2 separate regions of the Homo sapiens genome follow, and region 2 is linked to region 1. Evidence: read pairs that join two places in POLR2A ChIA-PET (ENCODE). Cell type or tissue: Panc1. All regions are shown on one strand.

Region 1 (8,000 bases):
GCCTCCCAAAGTGCTGGGATTACAGGAGTGAGCCACCGCGCCTGGCCAGTTATAGCCCATTCTTATAGCACTGAAGGAATTGTGCAATGGCTATGTAACCCCTGGGTCAAGTGCCTGATTCAAGATGGTGGAAAAACATTCCTTTCCATTCTATAGAACACATATGTATTGGATGTCTTTTCTGTGCTGGGTATAGTGCTTGGTGCTTAGGGAAAAAGCACTAGAGAGACAGATGTGGTTTGTGCTTGTGACAGTTTCATGTGTCAACTTGACTGGGCTAAGGGATACCTAGGTAATTGGTAAAACATTAGTTCTGGTGTGTCTGTGAGGGTGTTTGCAGAAAAGATTAGCATTTGAATTTATAGATGGAGTGAAGCAGATCCACTGCAAACTTCTCTACGCTCTCCTCCAAACCACATGGCACTCCTCTGTGCCGTGAGGTTTTGTCATGTTCGTTATCTGTGGATGTCATAGCTCTGCAGTTACCTGCTATGGTTTGGAAATGGGCTTATTCATCTCTACCATCGGTGCAGTGGCTTTGGGAGATGGGGCCTAGCGGGAGGTGTTTGGGTCATGGGGATGGATCCCTCGTGAATGTCTTGGTACTGTTCTTGTGGTGATGAGTTCTCACTCTGATGAGCCTGGATAATTTCCCACAGAATGAATTAGTTCCCGCAAAAGTTGACTGTTAAACAGACAGAATGCTTCTTGCATTTTGTTTCTTCAGGTGTGTCTTCTTGCCCTTTGACCTTCTTCATCATGTATGTTATGATGCAGCACAAAAGCTCTCACCAGAAACCAGGGCCATGCTCTTGAACTTCTCAGCCTGCAGAACTGTGAGCTAAATAAACCTCTTTTCTTTATACATTACCCAGACTCAAGTATTCTGTTTTAGCGACACAAAATAGACTATGATGGAAGATTGGTATTGAGCAGTGGGGTCTTTTTATAAAGGTACTTGAAAATGTGGAAGCCAGTGTGGAACTGGGAAATGGCCACAGGTTGAAAGAGTTTGGAGGAGCTGGCTAGAAAAGCACTGCATTGCCCTGAAGTGGGCATTAAGGATAATTCTGGTGAGGGCCCAAAGAAGACAAAGAGATTAGGGTAAGTTTGGAATTTCTTGGAGACTAGTTAAGTTATTGTGACCAAAATGTTTATAGAATTATGGACAGTAAAGGCCATTCTGATAAGGTCACAGATGGAAATGGGAAGTATCTATTTGGAAACTGGAACAAAGGTCACACTTGTTACAAATATTTGTATTTATGCCCTAAGGCTTTATGGAAGGTTGAACTTAAGAGGGATGACCTAAGATAATCTGGCGGATGAAATTTCTAAGCAGCAAATCACTCAAGAAGTGGTGTGGTTACTTTCAACAGCTTATGCTCAGTTATGGCAGCAAAAGAATGACCTGAAGGCAGAATTTACAATTAAAAGGGAAGCATAGAAATTTGGAAAATTTCCAGCCTGGCCATGTGGCAGAGAATGAAAGGGCATTTTCAGGAGAGGAATTTAAGAGTTCAGCAGAGTAATCACTTGCTGAGGAGATGACTGGGGGTGAAAAGGGAGCCAAGTGGTAACAGTAAGAAAAATGGGGGCTGGGCATGGTGGCTCACGCCTGTAATCCTAGCACTTTAGGAGACCGAGGTGGGCTGATCATCTGAGGTCAGGAGTTGGAGACCAGCCTGGCCAACATAGTGAGGCCTTGTCTCTACTAAAAACACAAAAATTACCTGGGTTTGGTGGCGGGCGCCTGTAATGCCAGCTACTCAGGAGGCTAAGGCGGGTAATCGCTTGGCCAGGGAGGTGAAGGTTGCAGTGAGCAGAGCTGGAGCCACTGCACTCCAGCCTAGATGACAGAGTGAGACTCCGTCTCAAAAAAAAAAAAAAAAAAGGACAATGGGAAAAGGCTGGAGAGGCATTTCGGAGATCCCTGAGGCCTGCCCCTCCCATCTGCCCAGATGCCTGAAAAGGCAGAATAATTTGGGGGGATGGGCCTGGGACCCTGATGCCCTGTGTAGCCTCAGGAAGCTGTTCCCTGGATCCAGCCTGGAGCAGCGGTGGCACAATTGGCTGAGATATTAAAGTGGTGTCATTGTCTGGGATAAAACCTGAGGTTCCTTGTCCCATGGCCATGGAAAACTAGGATGCTTACACACCAGAGTGAGGTTAAACTCAGAAGTTTAATAGGCGAAAGAAAAAGAAGAGATCTCTGTGCAAAGAGGGGTCTCAGAGAAAAATGGGTTGCTGTGGTGAAATGTAGGAGGTTTTATAGATGAGCTTGAGGAGGCAGTGTCTGATTTACAAAGCACATGAAAGATTGGCTGGACCAGGTGTGCCATTTGCATAGCACGCAAATGGCTGAGGACACAGCTCCTGAGAACTCAAGTTGTAAGCCTTGGAGATGTCCATGTGATGTCAAGTCTGCAGGCACCTAGAAGGCGAGAGCTGTAGAGGCTTGGCAGCTTCCTTTTTGATTTCAGAGGATGTTTCTGAAAATCTAGGGTCCAAGGCAGAAAACTGCTGTGGGGCACAGCCACCATAGAGTCCCTCCTGGGGCAATGCCTGGTGGAACTATGGGGCCAGGGTCACCACTGAAAACCTGGAATGGGAAAGCCACCAACAATATGAAACCTCAGCCTGGAAAAGCTGCCAGCACCAAACTCCAACCCATGAGAGCAGCTGCATGGGCTGTGCCCCGCAAAGCCATGGGAGCAGGGCTGGCTAAGACACTCACTGAGTGTTTCCTTACTAGGTGTTGACTTCTGCAGCAACTGAAATATATTCCTTGTCTAATTCTGACGAGGCAGGCTAATTAGAATTCTAATGCATAAACACCCCCTTTAGCTGGGCACTGTGACTCATGCCTGTAATCCTAGCACTTTGGGAGGCTGAGGCGGGCAGATCACCTGAGGTCAAGAGTTCGAGACCAGCCGGGCCAATATGGTGAAACCCCCTCTTTACTAAAAATACAAAAATTAGCCAGTTGTAGTGGCACATGCCTGTAATCCCAGCTACTTGGGAGGCTGAGGCAGGAGAATTGCTTGAACCCGGGAGGCGGAGGTTGCAGTGAGCCGAGATTGCGCCATTGCACTCCAGACTTGGAGACACAGAGAGACTCTGTCTAAAAATAAAAAAAAAAAAAAAACCCAAGAAAACAAAAAACAAAAACAAAAACAAAACGCTTTAGCTGTCTAGAGAACATTAATGGTTGTGCATATATCAGTTGTTCTCAAAATGTGGGCTGTGGATACCTGAGGGTCCTTGAGAGCTCCTCAGGGGATTACTGTCCTTCCCATACCAGGACAATGTTCTTTGCCCTTTTCACTGTGTTTAGATTTTCACTGATGGTGCAAAAGCAATGGTGTCTGATACTGCTGGTGTCTCAGTGTGAATGTGGTCACTGACACTGTAAACCTAAAATAAAAGTCTAAGCCCCCCAACCCTCAGAATGGACTTCCTCCTAGGCCAGGGAACTCTTATATTTAACCTGAAAGACTGGTTCAGGCCATGACGGGGAGAGGGGGTTGGGCACGCCTCATTTTCCCTCTCAGGCACCAACATCAACGCAGACTTTAAGTCTGACAAGAAACATTTACAGGCCGGTTTGGTGGCTCACGCCTGTAATCCCAACACTTTGGGAGGCCAAGGCAAGTGGATCACCTGAGGCCAGGAGTTCAAGACTAGCCTGGCCAACATGGAGAAACCCCGTCTCTACTAAAAACACAAAAATTAGCCAGGTGTGGTGGTGCGTCCCTGTAATCCCAGCTACTTGGGAGACTGAGACAGGAGAATTGCTTGAACGTGGGAGGCAGATGTTGCAGGGAGCCGAGATCACGCCACTGCACTCCAGCCTGGGAGACAGAGTGAGACTTAGTGTCAAAAAAAAGAGGCCGGGCGCGGTGGCTCACGTCTGTAATCCCAGCGCTTTGGGAGGCCGAGGCAGGCAGATCACGAGGTCAGGAAATCGAGACCATCCTGGCTAACACGTTGAAACCCCGTCTCTACTAAAAAATACAAAAATTAGCTGGGCGTGGTGGCAGGCGCCTGTAGTCCCAGCTACTCGCAAGGCTGAGGCAGGAGAATGACATGAACCCGGGAGGCGGAGCTTACAATGAGCCGAGAGTGTGCCACTGCACTCTAGCCCGGGTGACAGAGCAAGACTCTGTCTCAAAAAAAAAAAGAAAGAGAGAGAGAGAGGGAGGGAGGGAGGGAGGGAGGGAGAGAGAGAGAGAAAAAGAAAGAGAGAGAAAGAAAGAAAGAAAGAAAGAAAGAAAGAAAGAAAGAAAGAAAGAAAGAAAGAAAGAAAGACAAGAAAGAAGAAACATTTACAATCTACTGTAATGTATTCTCCTGCAGATGAAGCCTGCTACCTGGAGGCTTCATCTGCATGAAAAAAACTTTAGTCTCCACAATCTCTTATCGCAACCCAGACATTCCTTTCTACTGATAACTCTTTCAACCAATTGCCAATTAGAAAAATTGTAAATGTACTTATAACCTGTAAGCACCCCCGCTTCCTGCTTCAAGTTGTCCCACCTTTCTGTACCGAACCAATGTATTTCTTCAATGTATTTGATTGAAGTCTCATGTCTCCCTAAAATGTATAAAACCAAGCTGCACCCGGACCACCTTGGACACACGTTCTCAAGATCTCCTGAGGGCTGTGTCATGGGCCATGGTCACTCATATTTGGCTCAGAATAAATCTTTTCAAATATTTTACAGAGTTTGACTGTTTTCTTCAACACAGAGTTCGTTACTGCCACAAACTTAGAGTAAGAAAACTCAGTTTCTGATTAAACAGTGAACACTATTGATCAAAGGTCGAGCCCCTGAGTACAGATCTCTTAAATATATCCTGTGGGTTGCAATTGGAAGGGCACAGAAAGCCCCTTTGCTGCTTGCTGAATGGCGCTTGCTGAATGGCACATGCTGTCTGAACAGAAGCGCTTGTGTGATCCTTGCCTTGGAGCTGAACAGACAGCCTTTGCCAGGGAAGGAGCAACTGACAGGCTGTGGTCTTTCACACTTGTGTATTGGTCGGCTCATAGAGACTCTTGTGAAGAGAATGGGGACGCTATTGACAAATGGGGTTTCTTTTTTCCTATTAAATAATAAAATGAGTCAACATTTGGAAGATCTGCTTAATTCAGTGAATCAACATTTTTCAAATGACCAACGGATGATGTTACTGATTCACGCATAGGTAAGAGATTCATTCAGTGTGCTAGAGAGACCAACAGATTTTATACATAGAGTAGGAAAAGTTCATTGATTCCACAGTGTAATTAAACTTTAAGGAACTATCGCATGTCAAGTTTTGGTGGATTATCAAATAAAAATATTGACAATAATCTAAAAATGCCATTAAAAGTGCTCCATCGGCCTGACGTGATGGCTCACACCTGTAATCCCAGCATTTTGGGAGGCCAAGGTGGGCGGATCACGAGGTCAGGAGATCGAGACCATCCTGGCTAACACAGTGAAACTCCGTCTCTACTAAAAAAATACAAAAAATTAGCTGAGTGTGGTGGCAGGCGCCTGTAGTCCCAGCTACTCAGGAGGCTGAGGCAGGAGAATGGCATTAACCCGGGAAGCGGAGCTTGCAGTGAGCCGAGACCACGCCACGACAGCCTGGGCGACAGTGCAAGGCTCCATCTCAAAAAAAAAAAAAGTGCTCCATCATTTCTTTTTTTTTGTTTTGAGATGGAGTCTCGCTCTTTCGCCCAGGCCAGAGTGCAGTGGCGCTATCTCAGCTCACTGCAAGCTCCTCCTCCTGGGTTCACGCCATTCTCCTTCCACAGCCTCCCGAGTAGCTGGGTCTACAGGCGCCCACCACCGCGCCCGGCTAATTTTTTGTATTTTTAGTAGAGACTGGGTTTCACCGTGTTAGCCAGGATGGTCTCGATCTCCTGACCTCGTGATCCGCCTGCCTCAGCCTCCCAAAGTGCTGGGATTACAGGCGTGAGCCACCGTGCCCGGCCTATCATTTCTTAACTACCTATCTACGTGAACCTAGATTTTCTTTTCATATTTCACCAAAACAATACTCTGCACAGACTGAATGCAAAAGCAGATTGAGAATCCAGAATCTCCACTAAGCCAGATATTAAATAGATTTGCATAAAATGAAAACGACACCATTCTTTCCACTAAGTTATCTGGTTTGGGCACATACAGTAGTTGATTTCCTTAAATTACTATTATTTATGTTAATATGTGATTGATTTATTACATTTTAAATAAATAAATGTTTAGTTTAAACAATTTCTACTATGATAAATATTGATAGTATGAAACACATAAACATCAGCTCTTTTGGCCTCTTAATAATTTTTTTTTTCTTTGAGATGGAGTCTCGCTCTGTCACCCAGATCACGCCACTGCACTCCAGCCTGGGTGACAGAGCAAGACTCCATCTCAAAAAAAAAAAAAAAAAAAGTTGCTCATCTAACAGGTACCTGTGAGAGACACGGCTCTGGAGACGAAGACAGCCTCGTGCAGGGGACCTCCTGGGATTGCTGTGGACCTTGGTCCTCCTCAACCCTGTTACACCCACACTGTCGGAAACCAAGGCCCGGGAGGTGGAGTGGCTCGCTCTGCTTCACACTGCTGCACCACAGCATTCACACCCATCCCAGGGCTGTCTGGCTGCATTCTCTCTGTTCTCTACAGTGCTTCAGACAATGAGTTGAAAGTTTACAAACCTGTGCCACTCTATATTCAATATGCACTGACATAGTTGTGTAAAAATTACTTATATATGTCCTAGAAGTGGTATTTACAGATTGAAAAAATTCCTAGAAAGCAAATAAAATGAAACTGTAGGATGCGGAGTATGTGATTTTTATTTAAAAGTTGAGTGAAGATAATTTCCACTAGTGCTTCAAAGTGTTCTGATGGCTTCCACACCTATTAACCTGCACATATGAATCCCACAGTGTCCTGGAGAAATTGTTACCCCAGTTTACAGATCACGAAATGAGGTTCTGAGAAGTTAAGTAACTGAGTCACAGACACATTCAGTGTGGGCAGGCTGGTGCGGGTCTGAAGCTCTTGCCCTCTCCTCTCCAAGGTGCTGACAATCTCTCAGGCTAATGAGGCTAACAGGCCATTACTTGTCCCCTGTGCTTTTCCAAGGACATGGACACAGGGGTAACTCCAACCCCTCCCATTCCTTCAGCAACAATGGGGCATGTTGACTTTGGGTCTCCTAAGGTTAGAGGCTCTCATCACGTTGTCTCTATCCATTTACCAGTGACAACACCAAACAATGTTTGTCTACGGTGCCCGGTGAATTGCCATTAGCTTTGCGGGAAACTCTCAGAATAGAGCATTAAAGGGTAGGAAGTTGAGCCCAGTGGCCAGGAATTTGGACCTTCTAGCCAAGCTTAGGGAGATTCACGCTGGCTGGATTTCCCTCACTGGAGGCTTGTTTGAAAAGACCTCCCAAGCCAGGGTGGCACTGCGTGTAGCTCCTGGAAGCAATCCTCATGCTGGCCAAACACGCCTACCTTGGGTGGTCAGCACAGCAGCCCAACTCCCCAGCTCCACTTCTCACAGTGAGAATCAAGATTTAGAAACTGCTGTGATTACAGAAGCTGCTAATATGTTGTTAGGGCCAGGTACCTCAAAGGACATTTCTTCAGCTAGGCAACCTCTTCCATAACAGTGGCCTGGTGAAAGTGCACACAAAATGCCTAAAAGAAAAGCGTATAATGGAGAGAAACGCACATGGTGCTCAAGTGCCAGCACAGAAACTGCAGTGTGGTGGCCCCAGCCCCTGCCAGTAGGAAGGGATAGTCCATATCAGTACTCATCACTGCAGTAAAAGGTGTGAATAAAAGGGTTGGGAGAATGGATATAAAGTCCAAGGACTTTGCTTCTTAAAAAAATTAATAGGCCAGGCGTGGTGGCTCACACTTGTAATTCCAGCACCTTGGGAGGTGGAGGTGGGCGGACCACTTGAGGTCAGGAGTTCGAGACCAGCCTGGCCAA
Region 2 (8,000 bases), 330 kb before region 1:
TGAAGAACACAGAAAAAATGGCTATGCAAATCACCGATTTGAGCATTGTACATTGTATACATTTATCAAAATATCACACTGTGCCCCATAAATATGTACAATTATTATGTCTCAACTAAAAATAGTAATAATAATAAAACTGTGGACAGTGTGGTCAAGTGTTCTCTTTGATCTGGAGAAGGAGGATGGGAAGTGCATGTTAACGCACTCTGATCTCAGGCCTGAGGTTGGAAACTCACTGGCTTCAGAAACTGAGGTCCCATTAGGGTTAGCTGACAACAGCCAGCACAGCCTTGCAGCTGCACTCGAAGGCACAACCAGGTCGTAACAGGGTCCGAAAAGGAATTTCCAGGACTAAAACATAAGTCTCAATGCAGGACGCTTAGACTTCTTCTAACCTTTCAACTTGGAAGTTTCCTTCAACATGTCTCCTTTAGAGCAGCTAGGGAATACAATCTGTGCATGAGCTGACACAGAGCCAACAGTGGGCTCCGTTCTGGGCCTCCCACACCAGAGGAGGCTCTGAAACACAGGCATTCTGTGAGCTGGCCCCAGAAATGTTCCTGTTGAACACATGGATTTGAAACTGTTCCTCAATTCTCTCTCTCCCCAAAGAATTACAACGAAAAACAATGTTCTTCATTCAAAAAGAGTCTCAAAAAAAAATCAATCTTCATTTAAAAAAAGTCTCAAAAAAAATCAATCTTCATTTAAAAAAAGTCTCAAAAAAAATGTTCTTACTGTCCCACCTCCGGTGCTTGTGCTCAAATCTGTGTGGCACCATGTCTGGTTAAGCAGAACTACATGCCTCTCCCTCTGGATGGATCAATACTTCTCAGTATCCTGCCACTGGGACCACCAGGAGTAAGATGGTTTCCACAATGGAGGGAACTCAGCGACGGAGAGCAGCTGTGGGTCTGAGGCCAGAAAGAGGCTCTGCAAGCGCAGGAAGAATGGGGGAGTCAAGGCACCTGCAAAAGCAGGGCCACCGGGCCCTGGATTCCAGGATGTGGCCTGTACAGAAAGTGTGGCTTCAGCCCTGCAGGGTCCTGCTTTCCATTCCCAAAAGGGAAAAGACACAGGCACACAAGGTCAGCAAGGCTCAGGCCTCTGTGGGGTGTGGAGATCCCTTCCTCTCGGACTGCAAACCTTGGAAATGAGAAGTTTGAAACGCCAGGAAAAAACAGGACAAAATGAGACAGGGTTTAAGATACTGCAAAACCACTACGTGCTAGGATGCACCCACATCTGCCCAGGAGGTAGTTACAAAAGAAAGAAAAACAGGAGACCAACGTTTATCCAGCAACAGTGACAGTCTAAGCCTGGGCAGGTGCTCTCATAGAGAAAAGCCCATTATCACTCCATTAAGGCGGCCTGCTACGTCTTTTTTGCAGACAAGGAGAATGGAGGCTCAGGTCTGAGTACTCATCCTACACCACACAGCATGTCAGCAGAGAGCAATGATTTGTCACCACATGTATCTGACTTTAAAATCCACAACTGCCAACTCTATTCCTCTGTGGTCACTCTTCCTTACCCACTGGTGCCTTTCCTTCCCTTCCATCCCTTCCCACCCCAAAAAGCCTACACGGGGCAGACAGGGGCCCCATGAGCCCTGGGAGGCACTGCCCACTTCCACTGCCTGTGGTGACAGAGGGGCCCCTGGGAACAAGATGGCTACCCTCATCCTGCTGAGGAAGGGGCACTCTTCCTCCCGGACATGTCCTGATGGGGCAGCCAGCAAAGGCTTCACAAATTCTTCTGTCTCTCGTGTGAATTTCAGATTTAACAATGGTTTATTCTTCCCAGTCTTAGGAAATCTGCCAAGTGTCTAAGTAAATACATGGGGTCCAGCAGAGAACCTGGTGGGGGTGCATTTCCAAAGGGTCTGAGTGCACAGCAGTCTAGAGAAAAGGAAGGAGGGACAGTTTTCAAGTTCTTCCCATCTGAGAGTCCTTGGCTACGGGGAAGGTCAGAGAAGAAGAGAGAGGGCAGCTTGCTCAAGGCGTTGCTACCGGGCTGGCGGGAGCTGCTGTTGAACCCATGTCCTGTCACCAGCAGTAGATGCTCACTCAGAGGCCAGCCCAGGGGCCACTTGGCAGGGGTGGACTCTGCCTCTCTGCTCACAGGGGACGAGTCCTCAAAGCCATCTCCAGAATGAAATAAGAACAACACAAAGCTGGCTTAGGGGATCCTACAGATAATGCAGCAAAGGCTGGGGCTTGGCACACAGTTGCAGGCAGTAAGTGTTATAATGGGCCACACTCAAAATGGGCTGTTCATGTTGTCATTAAAAGTCAAGTTTATGGAACTTGAAGTGGACAAACACGCTCCAACATTAAGTGACAAAAGACAGTGGGCAAAGATGCATGTGTAGTGTGGTTTCATTTTTATTTTAAAAACTAAGAAAATGTCCTAAAATGCTCATAAGAGCTTCTCTCTGGGTTGTGTAATTCTAGGCACCATTCATATTTTTTCGGAAATGTTTCTATCTTTCAGGGTTTTCGCCAGTAATATGTATTACTTTTTAAAATTAGGGAAACAACACACAGATTACCTTCGAGAGGAACAAAGCTTCTTTTATTTTGTAGTACTCTGTGCTGCTGTACTGAATTTCCCTAAATCCCGTTCTAATTTTGCATTAGTATTAGTTCCTGTATTCTCCCAAACTCACGTGTTTGATCCTTACACTTTTCCTTCTCTCTGATAAATCTCCCATGTCTGATAGCCATATGAAAATTAATGTGGGAGGTAGTTTTCTGGACCAATATGCTCAGAGGAGATGTGGAAGTGACATTCTCATTTATAGCGAGCAGGGCTTATGCTTCCCAGAGGTTACAATGCAAGGCGTCCTGCAGCAGGGGTCTCTCTCTCCCTTCTTTAATTATTCAACAGAGGGGATCTCGGTGCTCCTTTAATTGTTCAACAGAGACCCAAGGCAGGCCCACTAGCTGTCTTCTTCAGGCAAGACAACTTGAACGTGAGACTCCACGCTAGGTCCAAGGTAGATGCCCAGGAAGCCCAGTAGTGGAACAGAATCCAGTCAAGGCTCCGGTGCCACATCCAAGCCCAGGACGTTCCACCAGGCGCTGCCTCCCTTTAACCCGTGCACAACGTCTAGGGCAGAGATGGCAATGGAAGCCAGGCCACGGCACCTATGTCTGCTGTGTGCAAGAAAGAACCAAGGAAGGCCCTAGGGCACGGGTGCAACAGCGAGCAGGAACTAAGCTCAGAGTGGGGTTACAAAACGGGCTCCTGTCCGTGAAGAATGGACCACGCTAGGAGTGCTCCCTGGAGACTGGAGCTGCCCCTCCCACACACCCCGCACCTCTCTCACAGGAACACACCCACATACTCACATGCACACAGTCAAACTCTCATGTGCTCCCAGTCTCCGGCACTTTTTCACACCCACACACTTGCAGACACATGTATGAACACTCACTCTCACGTGGTCTCTTACACACATTTTCTCATAACACTCATGCAGACTCAGCCACTCATGCATTTGCACACACACTCTTACACCCACGTCACACACACCTGCATACTTCACACTCTTAGTCTCTCACACACTCTTACACTCACACACCCTTGCACTAACACTCTCACCCACATTCACACAACAGTCACAAGCAGACACACACACTCATGCTCTCACACTTTCTCATATACTTACACTATACTCACTGGCACTCACACACGTGCAGTCTCTCACAGTGTTTTTCATGATACACACATTGTCACACTCACATTCAGTCTCAGTCTTGTACACTCACAGACAGCCTCACACAGTCTCACACTCATTCTCACACTCACACTCACGCACAGTCTCACACGCTCACTCACACCCACCCTGTGCTCCAACACGGCCCCACAGCTGCATGTGCTGCTCACAAACGGATGGTCCGTGATGGTGGAGGGTCAGGTTCTGCATTCTGAATACTGGCCCCACCTCATCACCCTGTATCTGCAAACCTCACACCTGTGTCAAACAAGCCCTTCTCCCCACCTGGGAGCTGCCTGTCAGGAAGCCAGGGCGCTGGCTGTTCCTGGAGGTCCGTCCTTTCCATCCTGGCCCCTTCTCCAGGACGAGGCCACCCATCAGCATCTCCACTGTAGAGGGGTTGGTTCCTGGCTCCCTTCCAGGGGCAGATGCAGCCAAAGGCACCCTCTTCTCACTGAGAGCTGCCCCTCCACTCAAGGCCCCCAGATCCTCATCCCATCTACTGCTCTGACTAGCCCAGCCCCTGGGTCCACAGGTGACTCCATGGCAGTGGTGACTTGCGCTGGGTCTCGAGTGTGCACACAGAGCCCACAGCCCATGTGCTACACCAAAGTTACACCAGGGACTTCCAGAACCACTCTTTTCATGTGGCTACAGGTGGGGCAGAGGTGGGAGAAGCAAAGCACTTTTGCTTCACACTCTGATGTCTGGGTGACCTATGAGAGGCCACAGCTTGGGGACATTTCCTCAGGCGGTTCATTTGCTAGCTCTGGTACGCTGCCTACCAGGATCAATGCTCACCTCTCCAGAGAAGGTCTGCATAAACAGCAAGCTCCGTACCTCTGCACTGCCAGCTCAGAGAGCTCTTGGATTGCTTTCTGAGGACAGAGGCAGTAGCAGCCAGCTGTCCCAGGTGGGGACAAGGATCAGGTCTTATTCAGCTCCAAAGTCTGTCCAAGCTGAGACACCCTGCGGGTTCAGTACTTCTTTGCTAAGTCGGTGAGCTCTGAAGGGGTGAAGAGGTGAGGGGTGAACAGGTGAGCCCAGGCCACAGGTTAGGAGCCCTGGCGCTGAGGCACTGACTTCTGAATTAAACCCAAAGGAGGCCCTAGCACTTGGTAAAACACTCTCTCTCTACCCCAAATCTCTCTTCCAAAGTGACTGATTTATGGTTTTCTTTAGTATGATGTTCTATCATTGCAGAAGATTAGAAAAACACATAGAAACATATGGAAGCAAACCAAGCTCCCTGGAACCTGTGAAGAGCCACATATCTCAATGAAGACACACATGACTTTTACATTTCTTTTTCCTCACTGAGGCTTAATTCCTGAGCACTCCCCGAGGGAATCATTTAATTGTTTGAGTCCATCAATTACTTCTTACACACTTCACATCAATGTGAAATGACCAGCACCTGAAGCAGTCTCTTCCTGTCCCCTAGCCTCCCTCCTACCACAGCCCAGCACCCCTCCTCCTCCACCCTCCTCAGCTGCCCTGGTCTTGCTTGGGACCACAAGGGGCCTCACCCTACAACCATCCTATCCTTGAGCTTCTGGTAAAACTGCAGGGGCCAGCAGTGTAGCCTCAGGTCTCACTCCGCAACCTGCAGCCCTCCCACTCACACCTGCAGAAAGGGGAGGTATGGCCTTCACCAAGAATATTACATTATATGCATCAAAAGGAAACAAACAAACAAACACAGAGGACAAAACACACACACACACACACACACACACACACACACACACACAAATTCCAAGGTACGACAAAGAACTGGCCGTAATGCAATGAGATTGGGCAGTTTGAACAATGAAATCATGAATTGAATAATTATATTGTTAAGGCCTATTCTCCAAACACTACTACAAAACTGTCCATGCCTATATATTTTTCTGTTCAGTTAAGAAGTCAAATCCAGGAAAAGAGAAGAAAAAGGAGACCTCATGGGAGCAGGAGAGAGCTGCCACCACACAGATGGCTGTCACCTCTGGAAGGAGCTGATAAGGGGACAAGAGGGAATTTGCCAGCACTGGAGAGCACCTGCAGGGCTCTGGGCGATCCGCCCTCCCACCCCCAGCTCCCCAACGTACCCCTTCTCAGAAAAACCAAGGAGAAAGGGAACAAAACCCAAGCTCCCACACAGGGATGTTCACGGGCAAAGGGCAGCTCCCAAAGCCCTGGGGTGGGGCAGGGGGGCACCTGCATCTGGCTGCACCCATGGCACACACACCCTGATCTCTCACACCTGTGCCCACCCTGCTCCCAGCCTGAGGCCCAGGTGCTGGGGAAGAGCTGCCCTTACTTCCCTGCCAGTTCCCAGCCAGGAAAAAAAAAAAAAAATCCTGCATCCTCTCCTTACAAAGGTCATGAGTACTCAGTGCAGAAATCTCAGGCCCCTTGAAACCCCCAGTGAACACAGACCCCGGTGATCTGCAGGTGATGTGCAGCTTCACCCACTCCATGCAGCTGGGGTCTCTGTGGAGGGAGGGACAGGCAGTGGCTTTTTCTTTACACAGTCTTGTGCCCCTCTTGTCGCGGTGACACGCTCATTGTCCACCAAAACATGACATGGTAACATGGTCTCCAAAGGTCACATGACTGGACGCTGCCCATCTCTTTGGGCAGTCCCCACACCAGGCATTTAGCTGTCTTCGCCCAAGCCTCCTTCCCTCCAGACACTGGGTGCTACCCACCCAGAGCCTCGGGAACCACGTGACCTTGAGTATAAAATGGGACACATGCCCCAAAGTCCCCTACACTGCCACTCCCAAAGACCAGCATGTTTCCTCATTTAGCAGTCTCACTGTTATTCACGGGTGGAGCCGGCGTCAAGGACAGATAAGGAAACGTGCTGAGGGCTGCCCAGCCAGCAAGTTGCGCAGGGTCACCTGAGACTCCGCCACGCCCAGCGGGATCTGGGATTCACCACAGGGTGCAAAAGGACACCGAGCCTGCGAGGCAGGAGGACGCTCAGTCATTCCGGCCCCACAGGAGGAGCTGGGGATGGTGGGGCCTCAGCCCCAGGTGCATCCTATGACGTACCTTATCCAAAGCCACCACAACAGGGTGGGGGACGGTCCTGACAGGGAATCCTCACGTGCTCTGAGGAAAGAGCAGGAAAGCCAGTCCTTGACTGGGGGCACCCAGGGGCCTCGTGAGAAGGGGATGCATCGCCGTCAGAGCCCTGGAGAATCAGGGATTCAGGCCAAGACACTGGGTGCTGTACTAAACACATGTGGGACTGAACTCAGCCCAGCCTGGGGGTCAGCACTGTTGCCATCAATTCACCCCTGAGCAGTCTGAAGTGCAGGAGAGGGCTTCTCAGATCGCTTAGCCAGAAAATGTTTTTTAAATTTTGTTTAAAACACCCACAAAGCTCTTCGGCAACTTTCCACCTTGTCCAAATACACTGAACTCCCAATTATGTAAACTAATTGAGAGTGTAAAATAACACATCCTGATAGGTAAGTCAGTACTTATGTTGACCCTGAGCTGTGATTCTGTGATTCAGACTGCTCTTGGAGACTGATCTTTGCCAGCGCACGGCCTGGCAGATCCCAGGCCCTGAGGCTCTGCTGGGAAGTGGGATGAGGGAGGGGAAGGAAGATGGGTCAAGTGTTCAGGAGCGGACACCCACCATGCTGCCCACTCACACACTTCATGTCACTGCATTCTCTCCACTGTGGGGTCACATAGCCCACTCTGCCCTGGTGAAATAAAGCCAGCACCCAGGTGGAAGGCAGCCCATGGGGTCGCCTGCCTCTGCCTCTGATAACCAATACGTGACTGTTGGCTGTCCTCTAAATTCCACAGCAGGGTCACAAATCTTAGAACCACCCTGCGGCACGTTCCAGCCTCAATGAGCCAAGGGCCAGCTCTCCTGGAGGCTGGGACACGCACCTAAGTTGAGAACTGCAAATATACAACAGTGGTTCTCAAAGGCCATTGTCCACCTTTTATCACTAAAATCCTAAAGCTCGGGCCTCACCTGTGAAGTCAGAACCTCCAGCGGTGAGACCTAGGTGTCAGTATTTTTAAAAACTCCCTAGTGTTTCCAACACACAACCAAGCTCAAGAATCACAGCAGGTCTCAACCCTGAATTAGCACTGCATTATTTGGGGAGCATTTTTAAAGCAAGTCTGACATCCAGGCCCCACCAGGGCCAACTCAATCTGCCACCCTCTGGAGGTAGAAGCAGGTACCCACATTTTTAGCGTCTGCATTTTTAAAGCTCCCCAGGTGACTCCAACATGCAAGACAAAGTGTCCA

The links. Peaks named below come from ENCODE experiments on the same cell type or tissue, not always from the same donor. Only the 100,000 strongest peaks of a DNase experiment are listed, where the experiment ranks them.
Region 2: POLR2A ChIA-PET joins it to region 1 with 5 read pairs; 3 of 35 experiments call an interaction of 5 or more read pairs at or near these places.

What each region holds. Positions count from the first base shown.
Region 1 is chr7:47,676,478-47,684,477 of GRCh38, forward strand. No RefSeq gene overlaps it. Among named protein-coding and RNA genes, the nearest start is that of LINC02902, 25 kb to the left of the region's middle. RefSeq lists enhancers at 3,627-4,140, 5,685-6,198. In Panc1, no CTCF peak of the experiment used is centred here; no DNase peak of the experiment used is centred here; H3K27ac peaks cover 7,595 bases.
Region 2 is chr7:47,348,553-47,356,552 of GRCh38, forward strand. All of the region lies in intron 17 of TNS3 (tensin 3), which reads right to left. It overlaps LOC124901629 (a long non-coding RNA gene), which reads right to left. Exons shown (of 2, transcript XR_007060319.1): 1 at 5,257-8,000; 2 at 2,367-4,733. Among named protein-coding and RNA genes, the nearest start is that of SNORD151, 110 kb to the right of the region's middle. In Panc1, no CTCF peak of the experiment used is centred here; no DNase peak of the experiment used is centred here.